Regions from separate parts of the Mus musculus genome. Here region 1 is linked to region 2. A link is a loop called in an ENCODE intact Hi-C map of the cell type or tissue named here. Cell type or tissue: heart. All regions are shown on one strand.

Region 1 (5,000 bases), 170 kb before region 2:
TCTATTGGAAGTGTTCCCCAGATAAATTAACATTTCTGAAACACTCTTGGGGGACTGACCTTTAGAATATGTAACAACTTGGTAGAAAAACAAGCAAAGAGGCTGGGCACAGTCAGAGGCTTCTATAACTCCAGCTATGTGGGAAGCTGGGGGGAAGATACACTTGTGTTCAAGGGTTTGAGGCACACCTGGGCAAAAGTGAGATTCTATGTGGGAAAGGAAAAGGGAGGGGAGAAACAAGGAGAAGCAGAGGGAATGGTGGGGGGGGATAGAAACGGGAGGAGCAAAAGGAGGGGGAGGAGCAGAAGGAGGGGAGGAGCAGAAGGAGGGGAAAGAGCAGAAGGAGAGGGAGGAGCAGAAGGAGGGGAGGAGCAGAAGGAGGGGAGGAGCAGAAGGAGGGGGAGGAGCAGAAGGAGGGGAGGAGCAGAAGGAGGGGAGGAGCAGAAGAAGGGGGAGGAGCAGAAGGAGGGGGAGGAGCAGAAGGAGGGGAAGGAGCAGAAGGAGGGGAGGAGCAGAAGGAGGGGAGGAGTAGAAGGAGGGGGAGGAGCAGAAAGAGGGGGAGGAGCAGAAGGAGGGGAGGAGCAGAAGGAGGGGGAGGAGCAGAAGGAGGGGAGGAGCAGAAGGAGGGGGAGGGACAGAAAGAGGGGAAGGAGCAGAAGGAGGGGAGGAGCAGAAGGAGGGGAGGAGCAGAAGGAGGGGGAGGAGCAGAAGGAGGGGGAGGAGCAGAAGGAGGGGAGGAGCAGAAGGAGGGGGAGGGACAGAAAGAGGGGAAGGAGCAGAAGGAGGGGAGGAGCAGAAGGAGGGGAGGAGCAGAAGGAGGGAGAAGAGGGAAGAAGCAGCTGATGACTGCATTCACCTTGAGAGGGGAGAGAGCACAAAGATTGGCCTGAGTCCCCAAGAAAGCTCTGAGCAGTATACAAATTAAGACAAGACACCAACCCATACTTACCAGATTGGCAAAAAGTAGGATGTGATCTAGGAGTGTTAGCATGGACTCAGGAAACAAGATCCCTGTGTCTGCTGGCTACACACTGACAATCTTAAGGAAACTTAGAGCAAGCCTGCCTCCTGGCCAAATGTCCCCAGAGAAACATGCTAACGGTCAGAGGGTGGCTCCAAGGGCTTCCTGTCAGGACTGCCTGCACCAGTGTCCACCACTAAAGAAATAAATTGTGCCAAGGAAGATGGCACTGAGTTAGAACTGAACAGCAGGAATATAAGTCCATGTAGTAAGCTGAAGACGCAGGGGGTGAGACCTAGACCGACCACAGTTTATGTAAATCAGCAACTAGAGCTACTGACGTGGCCCAGCAGATAAAGGTGCTTGCCACCAAGCCTGACCATCTGAGTTCAAGCCCTGGAACCCACCTGGTGGGAGGATAGAATACGGTCCTACAAGTTGTCCTCTGACTGCCACATACATGTGCACTATGGATCTCTTTGAGTTCAAGGCCATCCTGGCCTACATAGAGAGCTCCAAGACAGCCAGGGCTACATAAAGAAACCCTGTCTCCAATAAATAAAACTTCAAGAGCCTATGAGATAGTTCAGTGACTAAAGGCACTTGCTGTCAAGGCTGATGACCTGATTTCAGTCCTCGGGACCCACATATTGGAAAGAAAGAACTTGACTCCCAAAAGTTGCCTTGTAATCTCCACATGGCCCTCGCACCCATAAATAAGTAAAAATAAATACATAAATAAAATCTTAATTTAAATTACTTTTTAATGTAGGCACATTAAGAATCATCATAAGAAAGAATACATGTTCTCAAAATGTGGAGTTCAAATTGACAGTACAACCTCAGCCGGGCGTTGGTGGCGCACGCCTTTAATTCCAGCACTCTGGCGGATTTCTGAGTTCGAGGCCAGCCTGGTCTGCAGAGTGGGTTCCAGGACAGCCAGGGCTATACAGAGAAACCCTGTCTCGAAAAAAAAAGAGAGAGAGCGTGACACAGTACAACCTCGTCAGCACCGTAGGATAATTGAGACAAAAAGAGAAAAGTGATCGCAGTCTCAGTGCGGACGCTTTCAAAGAAATAGAATTCAACACGAAAGTCCCACAAGATGGCGCCCTTGCATCCCAAAACCATGCCCAGGCACCCGCACGGAAGAAGGTAGGAGCAAGGCAAGGACTGTCTCAAAGGCCAGTCTGAAAGAAAACACTGCAGGCAGCATGAACTGCCACGCCCTGGTGAGTATTCAGAAGACTGCGCCTGCTGCCCGCTGGTTGGCGACGGGCTGTATTTGAAGAGGAAGGAAATGAAGCCCGGGGCAGTTCCTTCCGAGTCTTCACCACCAGAGCTTTTCTGATGGCGGTGTGCCTTTGTTTTGGTGGAATCGATCCTCCTTCCACGAGAGTGAAGTGAGAGATGACGTTTTTTTGCTTACAGCATTCGGGTTTGCAGAGGATTTGTGAGAAGTATTTGATGGTGAGAAAAACACTAATTCTAAGGCCCAGAAAAAGACAAACTATGACTATTTTCTCCTCAAATATATTGAGTCATAATTTTATCAACTATCATTACAGCATCATTTCAGAGACTAAAATCTGGAAATCACATAAATATCCAGCACCATGAAGAGGGATAAGTAGATTATATGATTGAATTCTTGGCGACCACTTCAAGTGTGAGAGGGTATGCTGGGCTAGTCTTCTGTTAACTTGACACAAGCTTGAGTCACCTGAAAGAAGGGAGCCGCAATTGAGAAAATGCCTCCTTAAGATCCAGCTTTAAGGGTGTTTTGTCAATTAATGATCATGGAGGAGTATCAGGCCCATGTGTGTGGTGCTGTCCCTGGGCAGGTGATCCTGGGTTCTATAAGAAAGCAGACTGAGAAGTCAGTAAGCAGAACCCTCCATGGCCTCTGCATCAGCTCCTGCCTCCAGGTTCCTGCCCTGTCTGAGTTCCAAACCTGACATCCTTTGGTGACGAACAGCAGTGTGGAAGTATAAGCTGAATAAACCCTTTCCTCCCCAGCTTGCTTTTGGTCATGGTGTTTCATTGCAGCAATAGAAACCCTAATTAAGACAGTGTATAAATTAAGTTGCAGGATCCTGCAGATGGAAAAGGGATTGTCTCACTGTTCCAGCCTCCTTTTTCCATACACACTGGGCTCTATGATGCTAGGCAGCGACCTGGGGATGCTGGTTGCCTTTACCTGCTGGCTGGCAGCATCCTGACCTCTGCCCACAGTGAGCAGTACAAGGGAGGCTTCAAGCCTGGGGTTGGAAAACAAGCCCTGTGATATCTCCAGTCTCGGCCTGCATCCCTGCATCATCCCTGCAGTACCAGTCTCTGGCTGCTTTTTTTTTTTTTTTTTTTTTTTTTTTTTTTTTTTGGCAAGCCTAGAACCAACTCCATTGTTTGTGCTCTCCGAAGCCCCACTAGCCTTTTCCTCTGGGCATCCTTTCCTAATCGCGTAGGACTGACTGTTCCTTCAAGCCTCTAGACTACAATAACTCCAACCTCTTGCCTTTATGCTCAGGCCGTGAACATGATAGTTGCTTCCAGCAGGGATTTCTCTGTGTTACTCCAGTGCTCTCTCTGGTTAAAATTCCCTAATACCTATTTCAAACACTTCTTTTTCTTTAATCAAATTTTCTGTTATGCTTTTTAAATTAATTTATTTATTGTATGTGCACCGGTGTTTTGCCTGCGTGTGCGTCTGTGTTGGATTCTGGAGTTACAGACAGCTGTGAGCTGCAGTATGGGTGCTGAAAATTGAACCCAGGTCCTCTGGAAGAACAGCCAGTGCCCTTAACCAATGAGCCCTCTCTCCAGCTCTGCTGTTACAATACTTAATGTGGAGTATGATAAAATGACCCTGAGCCAGGAAATAAAAATAGATGCCTATCTAGAGGGAGGACTGTCTTAGTTACTCTTCTATTTCTGTGATAAGACACCATCACCAAGGCAAATTGCAAAGAGAAACGCTTATTTGGGGCTTAAACTGCCATAGGGTTAGAGCTTATGACCACCGTGGTGTGAAGCACGGCAGCAGGCAGGCAGGCATGGCATTGGAACAGTAGCTGAGAGCTCTCATCTTGAGACACAACCATGAAGAAGGGAGAAAGAAAACATTCAGAATGGGCTAGCTTTTGAACCTCAAAGCCAGACCCTAGCAACACACTTAGTTTAATAAGACCATGCCCCCTAGTCATTTCCAAATAGTTCCAGGAGCATTTGAGGACCATTCTCATTCAAACCGCCACCCAGAGAACAAAGGCCACAGTTCATTTCCTTCCTCTTCCTTCACCCAACAGCAGCTGCTTCTGAGCACTTGTAAACATTCACCAGGGTGTGGCAAGTCTAAAGACTTGGTGCTGTGAATTCTGTGTGAAAGAATTTTTTATTTTGTTTTTGTTCGTTTGTTGAGAGGGTCTGTGTAGCCCTAACTGTCCTAGAACACACTCTTGTAGACCAGGCTTTGAACTCTCGGGTCTGCCTGCCTCTTGTCTTCTGAGTACTGGGATTAAATGTGCATGCCACCATGCCCAGCTACTTATTTCATACCAAGCCTACCCATATATACATGTATTATGCATAAAATTTCACTTAATCCCCATAACAAATGCTATGAAAATGGCACTCGTTATATAGTAGCAGAACCTAGTCTGAGGATAATAGACAAAATCTACAACATCCATTGTTAATGAAAGATGAAATGGAGACTTGAACCCAAATATCTGATTCTACAATCTGTATTTTCCCTACTAAACCCTTAAAGACCTTGTTATGGTCTGGATGCCATTTGACATCCCCAAAAATGCATGATTGAAGCTTGGCCCCCAGTGGAGTGATGTTTAAAGGTGGTTGTGGGGCATTGGACTATGCACAGACAACCTGGTTTCCGGTCAAGGCTAGATGTTGAACCCCTGGACCCGGTGGTGATAATTCACCTACATGAGATGGAAGGAGTTCTCTCATGTCTCCTAGAACCCTGCCTCCTGTCCAAGTTACTGCCCCTTCAGCCCCCACAAGAGAAGCATGGTTAGTA
Region 2 (5,000 bases):
CTGCTTCTTTCTAGATGATTCTGTCTGTCAAGGACCAGGGACACCAGTAGGTGCTGTTTAACATAACCTCTTAAAAAGACAGTACCTGGGGTGTTCTAGGACCAGCACCTCCTACAAAATGTGGGGGAGAGATGGAGAGAAAATCAAAACCCTGAAGGAGACCAGGTGGTAGCTTTCTGAGGTGTCACTGAAGCATCCTCCTAGCCTGTGCTTCAAATGGCTCTTGAGTCTGGAGAGGGCAGACAGAACCAAAGCACTTGACCCTTCCAGGCCCCTGCTGAGCTCCACTCTGACACAGAAAGGTCTTGACTTTTTCTGCTCTGGTCAACTGTTTATATTTTGAGACACAGTCTCATATAGCACAGGCTGACCATAAACTCAGTGTAGCCAAGGATTCTGAACTCCTGCTCTTCTGATGCACCCAACTTCATGGGGTTGGTTTTGTTTGTTTGTTTGGGGAGGGGTGGGTTGTGCAATAGGAGTTGCCATGGCTAGAACTCAGGGCCTCCAGCTTGCTAGGTGGGTGCTGTACACTGAGCCACACTGCCAGTCCCTTGGCTGGTTTTATGACTGGAGTGTTTGGAGAACACACCGGGACGCTCTGTGGAAGTCCTCCTTTGTGCATTTGCGTGTCTGAGTTAGAGTGACAGAGGGGTGGGATGGTTTGTGAGCCACCCCTGGGGTTTAAATTCCAGTCAGAGTGGGACTTTGCCTGACTATTAGGTCCCAGTGTCTAGGGCCAGGAATGTCATCTAGGAACCATGGTTTAGAAAGAGAAATATTATTCGTGTGTGTGTGTGTGTGTGTGTGTGTGTCGGTCTGTCTGTCTGTCTGCAAGTATGTCCAGTTTAGTTCCATGACATTAAATGTATTCTTGTCACGGTGGCAGATAGCATTTGTCTATTACCTCAGGGCATCAGGCCGTCACTTCCTGTTTCTTTGCTTCTGATTAGTCTCTGTTCTGTCCCTGGATTTGCTTACTCTAGGTATGCATCGTGAGCGGAGTGGTACTGTGTGCTTTGTGAGCAGCTACTTCATTCAACACATGTCTCTAAGGCCATCTGTCTACCTTGTGGCCTGTAATGGGACTTCCGTGTTAAGACTGAGCAGTAGGGCGTGGACATGGGAGGCTTTGCAGTGGTCTTGTGAGAACTGTCCTTAGTCAATTTTTTTTTTTTTTTGCTTGTTTGTTTTTGTTTTATTTTGGTTTGTTTTTGAGACAGAGTCACAAAATGTATCTCTGGATGGTTTGGAACTTGCTGTGTGGACTAGGCTAGCCTTGGGATTAATCACAGAGAGATACACTTGTTTCTGCCTCTGGGATTAAAAGAGTGTGCCACCATGCCTGGCCGTATTTTGTTTGGCCATTGGAGTCATACTCAGAGAAAGGGCATTGCTGTGGATGGAGCTCTCCCTGCCCAGACCAGTTCTCTGTGCTCTACAGTACCTGCTAAGGATGTAGGAGGACTGCTTTTGAATAGGTATCTCCTGGCTGAATGTGGCCATATGTCAGGTCCTAGAGGGGGTGAACAGAGTGCTCTGCCTGTCTCAGACAGCTTGCAGAAAAGCCCACTGGTCCATCTTGTAGGCAGATACTGCACTGGAGTAGGTGTGTGGGAGTGACAGTTGGTCCCTTAGGTTGCTGTCCAGGGGGAGTGAGCAGTTCTCAGTGAGTTTGTTCTCAGTGGAGTATAGGCCTGTGCCATTTAGAAGAGAGGAAAGACCTGGTGCTTTTAACTTGCATGGGATCTCAGAGTCTACTCTGCCCTGGCTGTTGGGCCATGGTCACTTCTGTGTGCAGCCTGGTGCCTGCTTGCAGGACTGTCTTCAGTGGGCTTGGAACACCACTGGATTGGCATTTTCCCTGGGACTTTTCTCCTTTTCAGACCATCCTCCCACCCTGACTGACAAAGGAGGCACATATGGACACACCTGCTTCCATGTTCATTGTGGCATAGTTTTTGCTTCAATGCTGAATCTGGGCCTGTTCTTGTCTCCTGCCCTGATTAAAACTTTGCGCCTACTTGTTGTGAACACTTAGATGTGTATCACTGTGATACACTATAGCCCTGTCTTGAAAACATCACCAGTTCCAATTAGGCTGGGCCACTTATCTTTATCTTCTAGATGCTAGCCTGGGTTAGAGCCCAAGGGGTTTTTAGTTTTTGGGGTCCCCCCCCACTTTTCTTTCTTTTTTTTCTTTTAAAGATTTATTTATTTATTTTATGTATATGAGTACACCATTGCTCTCTTCAGACACACCAGAAGAGGGCATCTGACTCCATTACAAATGTGGTTGCTGGAAATTGAACTCGGGACCTCTGGAAGAGCAGTTGGTGCTCTTTACTGCTGAGCCATATCTCCAGCTTTCCCATTTTTTTCAAAACAGGTTCTTGGCTATCTTAGAACTCACTCAGATCAGGATAGCCTTGAATTTAGAGACCCACTTATTTCTGCCTCTCTAGTGTTGGGATTAAAGACATGCACCACCATGCCTGGCTTTTTTTTTTAAATCAACTTTTCATTAACACATTTCACATAGGTCTTAAATAATTGATTATTCTGTCTGCTCTCATCTTAACGTTTATGCTGCACAGTCACAGGCTGGCCATTTTTTAATACCTAGTGAGAGAGACACCTTGTATAGATGTTCAGTTTGTATACTGGTCCAAAGTCCTACATGTATGAGGGTGGGATTCATATCACAAATATAACCATTCATTAATGTTGAGCGTATTTGAAGACTCTGGACTACTCTCAGAGGACCTGGACAGCAACCAATCACCATCCTTGATAGTATTGTGCACATTTTCTTCAGAGTGTGCGTGATCACCCTCTTCTGGGACATGTGCTGAGACGATTCCTTTTTTTTTTTCCTGTCCCTGGAAGTTGGTCCAGTTTCTGCCATCCCTTTGGTTTAGACTCTTCCTGCCCGACTGTACCAGGTTATGGCACGTGGTATCAGCGTTGGCTGTATGTGGCGGGTTGTGCTTACCAGACCTGGAAAATGCCCAGGGCAAGAGCTGATGTGTAATGAAATGAAGTGCATCCCGGTTCCCTCCTCACAGCTGCCATGCGCTGGCCAGGACTGGAGGGAAGCATTGGTGTGGGAAGCAAGGCCTTGGAGCAGACCGATCACCACGTCTCCTCCTCCTCTTCCTCCTCCTCCTCCTCCTCCTCCTTTTCGATAGAGACCCTGAGCTTGTGCCAGCATGACCTGAAAGCCACCATGCGTTAGTGCTTGGAGATCTGCACAGGAGAAGAGTACCAAGCAATGAGTGATGGCTGCTGCCACCCATGTCATGGACAAGTGAGCAAGAATCATGCCCTAGGTAGCAAAAGAGAAGCCAGGGGCCTCATAATCCCACAAGAAAAGGACAGAAGCCCGTCAAGCTGTCTTAGTCAGGGTTTGACTGCTGTGAGCAGACACCATGGCCAAGGCAAGTCTTATGAGGACAACATGTAGTTGGGGTTGGCTTACAGGTTCAGAGGTTCAGTCCATTATCAGCAAGGCAGGAACATGGCAGCATCGAGGCAGACATGGTGCAGGAGGAGCTGAGAGTTCTTCTTCATCTGTAGGCAGCTAGTGGAAGACTGACTTCCAGGCAGCTAGGATGAGGGTCTTAAAAGCCCACACCCACAGTGACACAACTACTCCAATAGGGCCATACCTTCTAATAGTGCCACTCCCTGGGCTGAGCATATACAAACCACCACACTGATCCTAGGTATTGGGTTTGGGCAAGGGGTGGTAGTGACATGCCACCTGATGTAGCCATTGACTCTGAGCATGTGAGCTCCTTGTGAATGCTGTCAGCCTAATGATGTATGCACTAGGAAAAGATTGCCCATGGTCCCCAGTCCTCTGTCCCAGCGTCCTCCGAAACAGCGTCTGTTTCAGAACAAATTCCAGGGTAAGCTTGGATGGCTTGAGCCACCAGGGCCTCCTTTGTTGCCCTGTGACCAGGCCTTGGCGCTGGGATGCACAAGTAATATGGCTTAACATGAAATATGGTTTAACAGAACTTTGTATCGCTGCTTTCTTCATAGCCCTGGTCTTGCCTAGCTGTGTGAAAGGGCTAGTAGACCTCTCTATAGTCTGCTTACATCCTTTGGTGGTAAACTCTTATTGTCACAGACCATACCTTCCCAAAGGAATGTTCCAAGAGGAACTTCTATCCTCTGTCCTGATGACCCTATGGCATGTGTGAATAGATAGCTACAGTCTGGTTAAATGCCTGAGACTCTTATGGGCGCTACTTGTACCTTTAAGCCCAGACCACTGGTTTGTGTAACCAGGCCTTGGAGCCCTTCTTTGATCCACCCCAGCATCTGTGGACAGGAGTGCTGCACTGGCTCTAGTCAGCCTCTGGATTCCTGGCCAGGACCCTGCTTCTTACCCAGCTTGTGCACATTTGCCAAAGGCCCTTCTTAATGGAGTCCTGTTGCCTCTGGTTTGTTCCCAGTCTCCAGGAAAGCCTCAGCCTCACTGTTGAAAGCCCTGTGGAGGAGACTGCATTCTTCCTCCAGCTGGAATTCCACTCCCACCCCTCCCCAGGCAGACTCCTTATCTCTTCAGTTTCTCTGACCTTCCCCTCCATCCTCCCATCCTGGGCTTGGATTCCCCTCCTCTGGGGCCTCTCCTCTGCAGCTCATTTGCTTACCTTACTTACCCTCTGCCTCACTTCACTGTAAATTGCTGAAGGTGAGATTCTTAGTCACTCTGTCAGTGCCTGAGACTTCCTAGGCATTCGACCCATGCCTGTGATCTAAGCTGTGGGGAGGCTGAGTCAGGAGGATTGTGAGTTCCAGGCTTACCTTGCCTATATAGCAAGGCCTTATCTCAAAAAAAGATGCCACCAGGGGCTACAGAGATGGCTCAGAGGTTAAGAGAACTTGCTACTCTTTTAGAGGACTAGCGTTTCATTCCTAGCACCTACATGGGTCTCACAGTCAATCATAACTCCAGTTCCAGGGAGTCCAATGTCTTCTGACTCCCA

The links. A loop is a pair of places that touch in the nucleus more often than their neighbours do. Peaks named below come from ENCODE experiments on the same cell type or tissue, not always from the same donor. Only the 100,000 strongest peaks of a DNase experiment are listed, where the experiment ranks them.
Region 1: it touches region 2 in a loop (2.7-fold over the local background); 2 of 42 quality-filtered maps call a loop at or near these places.

The regions. Positions count from the first base shown.
Region 1 is chr14:57,907,846-57,912,845 of GRCm38, reverse strand. No RefSeq gene overlaps it. Among named protein-coding and RNA genes, the nearest start is that of Zdhhc20, 20 kb to the right of the region's middle. In heart, a CTCF peak has its summit at 2,072 (motif pointing right); DNase peaks (open chromatin) are centred at 2,155 and 4,245; H3K4me3 peaks cover 655 bases; H3K27ac peaks cover 566 bases.
Region 2 is chr14:57,736,818-57,741,817 of GRCm38, reverse strand. All of the region lies in intron 1 of Lats2 (large tumor suppressor 2), which reads left to right. It overlaps Gm52140, which reads right to left and starts at 3,231. Exons shown (of 3, transcript XM_030248241.1): 1 at 3,140-3,231. The coding sequence starts at 3,231. In heart, a CTCF peak has its summit at 2,266 (motif pointing right); a DNase peak (open chromatin) is centred at 4,617; H3K4me3 peaks cover 316 bases; H3K27ac peaks cover 1,328 bases.